Linked DNA regions of Homo sapiens: region 2 is linked to region 1. Evidence: read pairs that join two places in POLR2A ChIA-PET (ENCODE). Cell type or tissue: PC-9. All regions are shown on one strand. Links, peaks and the distances in the headings refer to the core of each region. The heading gives the core; the rest is flanking DNA. Region 1 overlaps LOC124905015 (a long non-coding RNA gene). Region 2 has its middle 220 kb from the start of RUNX1.

Region 1 (2,921 bases), core at 254-2,753:
GGAGCATACTCATAGATCTACCATGGACCAAGAACCACTGTGCCTGTATGACTGGCTATAGGACAAGAACAATTGCAATGAGGTGCTTGTCTTCAAGGAGCTTACTACAGTCTAGTGGGAGAGGAAAGCCATGACTCTATAGCTCAGGACATGCTGATAGCATAAATGCACACAAATCCACCCATACTTTACTTTGATATCCCTTTCTGGTTGACCCTCAACCTGAGTGCCAGACTCCCTTCAATACCCAAACATACCATATGTATCAGATGAATGAATGAATGAGTAGAGGAGTGCTTATTTTATATTCTGTATATCTTGCATATAAATCATAGGCACACATATTGTTTGGTGTATTTGAAACATTTAATAGCATAAAATATTTAAATAATCTTTCAGAATCCACCTTGAGAGTTGCGGATAATAATATATTTTGAACAGAAATTTCAAAATGTGCCTCAGTCTAATATGTATTTGTCCCTGCAAAAAGCTGGGAAGGTAAGAATGGAAGTGGAAAAGGATAAAACATGTCAATTTAGAGAAGACTTTTCCCTATCTGGCATCCCTTGAAATCAACAGTTAGATAATAGATAAACTACATGGGGAAATTTTGTACCATTTGAGGGTGTAATCTGCCACATTATTTCATGAGAAAGTTTGGTCATGTGGTCTTTGGTCATGTGGTCTTTTTTTTTTCTTTCCTTCTTTGCAGTGACCTACAGGAAGCTCAAAGCTGTGTGTTCAGCTGCTCTGGCTTTCTTCATGGTGGGGCTTAGCATTGATTCCCTCTCCTGATGGCTCCCTATGGCACTCCAAGGCTGAGACATATTTGAGGCTGGTATGTTTGGGTATGGAAGGGAGTCTGGCACTCGGGTGGAGGGTAAGCCTGAAAGGGATATTAAAGTAAAGGATGGGTACAGTTATCTGTATTTAGGCTATCAGCATGTCCTGAGCTTTACTGCCATGGCTTTTCCCTCCCACTGGACTGTAAGCTCCTTGAAGACAAGGGCCTCATTGCAATTGTTCTTCATCCTGTAGCTGGTCATGCAGGCACAGTGGTGCATGGTGTGTGGTAGATCTATAAATACATATCAAATGAATGAATGACATACCATGGACAGCTCTCTTCCTATCCTATTGCTAGAGCACATGGGCTCGCAGGCAGGTGAGTGAACACAAACATGTGTGCACCCCACACACACACACACGTACAAACTCACACATCCATCATTTACATGCAGAAGTTACATTATACTTTCATGCCACCATCTGAGAATTCCAAAGAGAATATCAGGTGAAATACGTTAAATTACTTTTGCACATGCTACAGGTCATGAGAGTATGAGTTCATGAGAAAGGAGACACTGAAACTGAATTAGCAACAGAGAGCAGAGGTTGTGCTGAAGGGAAAGCAATGTTAATGCCAGGAAGGAGTCTGGTGTTGTACGTGGGAAATTTGGGATAAACTGCATGGATTTTACAGCCTTCCAGGGAGGCAGAGTGCTGGAGTAGGTTCAGAAAGCATTTCTGAAAACCTCTTTCTTCTAGTCACCCTGCCTAATTTCCTCTGACTCTGTCCTCCCCTGGCTGCATTTCCTGTTTCTGGTTAGAACTCTGACCTAAGTTTCTTTATTTCGGAACTAAGCAGAATTACTTGTTTCAGTGAATACATTTGTGGACCACAGCAATGGGGAGAAAGGAGCCTGAGAAAAGTGTTCCTCCGGCCCTTGAGGTCAAAGACCTGTAGGAAGTGGTATGGCAATGACCTTCAGTGACAGCAAGCCCGTGATGTGACTTCAGCAAAGTGGGATGGGCCATTTTCACTCACTGAGCTTGTCAGATGACCTTTTCTTGATTCACCATTACCTGGAGAGTTTATCCAACTGCTGGGACACAGGAGATGTGAAGAAATGGGTATACTGGTTTGAAGGATAAATTTGCCTTCTAGCTGAACAGAAATCTGAGAGCTGCTGAATCACCTGCAAAATTATATCTTGTTCTGTAGTTTGTTTCCTAAGTTTCCTGGGATTTGATTAGTCAGGAAAAGACCACACCACTAGCAGGGGAAGTCCAGGAACAAGGGAGCCAATGAGTTCTGTGTCCTACTTAAATGAACCTTGAAGGTATCCAGGAGAATCCTTCCTTCTAGCTATGGAAAGATGGGAGATGGGGCAAAGTGATGCCCAGTCATGGCCAAGAAAGATCTGATGTTTCTACAAACAGCTCTCCCTTTCTTGCATATCTACCTAAACTGGAGACCCTTTTATCTTCTGCCAGCCTGCTTCAAGGCTTTTTTTTTTTTTTTTTTTTTTTTGGTGGAAATAAGTTAGGTGGGTGGGAAAGGAAGAAATGCAAAGTTGTGTCTGCCTGTGATTAATCTTCTCCAGAACACACCTGGGTCTTAGAATCACAGAGGCTTTGGATCGGAGGGGGCTGAGCCGAGCAAATTGTTCGGGAGTGGGTAGAAGGATAAGAGGTCAGGTGGGTAGATGGAGAGGGCCTCATGGAGGGACTTCCCCATAAATGCAGCTCCTGCATCCACAGTCCTTTCAAATGTGCTGTGCTTCACTAAGATCAAATGCATGGGAACTGGGCAGTTTTCCAACTTGTCCTTAATTGTACTCTTGCTAGCATGGCTTTATTAGTGGGTTCTAAGTGTTGTGAATGCCAAGAAAATCGGACATCATAGAATAAAGGCTATATTTTACAACCAAATATTAAGCATACCTTTCATGTATTACTGTTTCCCAGTGGACTGCAACATTTTTACATCTATTATTACATTTATCCTCACTACCTCCGTATGAATTATGCAGGGACTTATGCTCATTTTTCACATAACTAAACTGCAAATCAGAGAGGTTAAGTAATTTGCTCCAGGTCACACAGCTACTAAGTGAAAGAATCAGGACAAGTATTCA
Region 2 (2,921 bases), core at 331-2,830, 51 kb after region 1:
GTCCAGCAATGATAGACTGGATTAAGAAAATGTGGCACATATACACCATGGAATACTATGCAGCCATAAAAAAGGATGAGTTCATGTCCTTTGTAGGGACATGGATGAAGCTGGAAACCATCATTCTCAGCAAACTATCGCAAGGACAAAAAACCAAACACTGCATGTTCTCACTCATAGGTAGGAATTGAACAATGAGAACACCTGGACACAGGAAGGGGAATATCACACACGGGGGCCTGTCATGGGGTGGGGGGAGGGGGGATGGATAGCATTAGGAGAGATACCTCATGTAAGTGACGAGTTAATGGGTGCAGCACACCAACATGGCACATGTATACATATGTAACAAACCTGCACGTTGTGCACATGTACCCTAGAACTTAAAGTATAATAAAAAATAAATAAATAAAAATTTTTAAAGAGGAAGATTTAGTAATTTGCCCACGATCACATCACAAATACGTGGCAGAACTGGGTTTGAAAACAGATCCTCTTCCATCTTGAGCAATCTTTGGTCCAGATTTCACAGCAGCCACAAGAGGAGTGGGGTGGGACTGCACCCTCTTTTCTTATTCACACCTCCTCCTCCATTGAGGCTGCAACATAGTTCATTTTCGCCTGACCACCCCCAGATGCAATGGGTTTGCAGGAAAGAAACACATCATTCAATCAGCTGCCATTTCTCAAAGCCATCTGGAAAGGCTGTGCTGGATTGCACTGAGGTGAAAAGCAAAGCAGTTCTCTCCGATTCCTTCATCCTGCATGGGTCCAGGCACTTCTGTGCCTCCTTTCCTTTCACCTAAAATCCTTCCTGGATTCACAAGAAATGTGTAATCCACGATGGTCCCTCGCTTTGTCTCACACACTAACATCTACATATTTCTGTGGCATCTCATGTTTATTTAGTCTGATGATAATTTTTCATTCTCTTTTTTCTTTTGCTTGGTTCTGTTTGCCTGATGTTTCCATGCCTTGCCTATATGACTTATGGTGAAACTCTCCAGACGTAATTATTTGGTGTAAATATAATGGCTGAAAATTAATATTTATAGCATTTAAGGAGTGTTGTATTTTTGTTGTTAATGATGACGTTGTTTCAAAATTTCAAGACTCTCTTTGGATAATTGATGTATTCATATTTAACATGCAATAATATTGCACAAGTGTATTGGAAAAAGCAAGTGTTGAAATTGTTGGACCAGCTCTTTTTCATTTGACACCTACTCTTTACCCTATTGAACTTCACCTTCTTTGTCTCTGAGCACTTCTAAACTGCAGAAGACACTTGCAACTCTAAATTCACGTTGACTGTTCCACTAAAGCAACAGAAGTGATATCAAGTAGATTCATATATTTTAAAGGCCAAAGAGTATTGGTTCAAAAATTGCTCCTTTTTAAAATATACTCCATATGGCCATGGGTTTCTCAAGTAGACCACAGTTTGATTTAAGAACATTTTTCCCTCTTGAGAAAAACAAAAAACCACACTAACATATCTAGAACATTTTTCCTGCCCTCTCTTTGCACAATACCCCACCTAGTATTATGAGGGATTGTAGGCCTAACTAAATACCCCCAACTTACCTTAAGTACACACCCTCCGAACTCCCCAAACCAGTTAGGCCTTATTGAAAGAGTTTTGCCATTCAAACGCCTTCCCAGTTGTCCTGTCTTAGCCACACCCACAAAACAAATGCAACTGCTCACTCTAGAGCCAGCCGGTGGGCAAATAGAGCTCAGCTTCCAGCCTCTCCCAGGCCAGGCATACATTTGGCCTGAAGCTGTTTTGCTGTTTTGTACAAATGGAAGCCACTCAACTGCTTTTACACCTTATTTTAATGCCTTATTATTTCAAAGGGATCTCTGTTCTTATTGACAATAATTACTGTTAACTCCCCCATCAAGTTCAAAGGTTTCTGTGATTATGAAACTTCTTCTAAAGACTAGCCGATTAATCCAACTTGTTATTAAATTAGAACTATATTCTTGACCTGTTTTAATGGAGGTTTTATTACTGCTTTCCTAATAAGCTTAACTATCACCTTGAAATCACATCAATATTTCTCTAATCTTTATTATCTCTATTAGGAGTCCATGGGCTCACTCGCTATTAGATAGGCATTTAATGTCTACTATAATCTGGCCCTAAATTATCAAATTCATTTCAACTCCCTGATTCCCCCACCTCCGCCCACCTGGTCCCCCCTCCTCCTCAATGCACTTGCATCTTCTTGTCCAACCAAATACAGAGCTTTATACTTTGATGTCTGAACACACGATATGTACATATATCAGCCTCTTTCCTTTACCCTGCAAGCAATGGCCTCTCCCTTCCTTTCTCTGTCCTCTTCCTACCCAGCTCCTCCAGCCTGCCTTGTTCACTCTGCTCTTGCTCACTCTGCCAAGGCCATAGGATCTTGAAAACGCCTATAGCCTCTCCCACCCATGTGGCACTAGTACACAGAGTTTAGCACTAATTTAAGACTTGGTGTTTATCTCTAGCTCCTAAGTTCACAGCTAGAAAACAAACTTCAAGGAAGTGGAGTTTGCTCCTATGTTATTGTGGTTTCAAACTTTGACAAAGGAAAGAATCCCTAGACCTGGAATCTGAAGAGTTGGCAGGCAGTAAATAGTTCTAGCGATTTATCAGCTGTATGGTCCTGCATTTGCCACTTACCCTTCTCTTGGCCTCAGTGTCTCATTCATAAATTGGAGAAAATGCCTTTTCCGACTACCTGACTGCATTGCTGCAAGGAGCAGACGTGTTGCTCAGGCAGAAAACCTTGGAGTTGCTTTGGCTCTCCACTATCTTCTACTCTCAAATCCAAATCATCAGTGAATTCTGCTGGCTCTTCCACCATAGCCTATCTTGGCTGAAACCACTTCTCGCCACCTTCAATTTACCCCCTGGCCCTCAC

What was found. Peaks named below come from ENCODE experiments on the same cell type or tissue, not always from the same donor. Only the 100,000 strongest peaks of a DNase experiment are listed, where the experiment ranks them.
Region 2: POLR2A ChIA-PET joins it to region 1 with 19 read pairs; 4 of 35 experiments call an interaction of 5 or more read pairs at or near these places.

The regions. Positions count from the first base shown.
Region 1 is chr21:35,221,093-35,224,013 of GRCh38, forward strand. The region is part of intron 1 of LOC124905015 (a long non-coding RNA gene); the gene reads right to left. Among named protein-coding and RNA genes, the nearest start is that of RUNX1, 170 kb to the left of the region's middle. In PC-9, for the core only: no CTCF peak of the experiment used is centred there; a DNase peak (open chromatin) is centred at 1,799; H3K27ac peaks cover 2,460 bases.
Region 2 is chr21:35,271,848-35,274,768 of GRCh38, forward strand. No RefSeq gene overlaps it. Among named protein-coding and RNA genes, the nearest start is that of RUNX1, 220 kb to the left of the region's middle. RefSeq lists an enhancer at 2,320-2,821. In PC-9, for the core only: no CTCF peak of the experiment used is centred there; a DNase peak (open chromatin) is centred at 1,664; H3K27ac peaks cover 1,946 bases.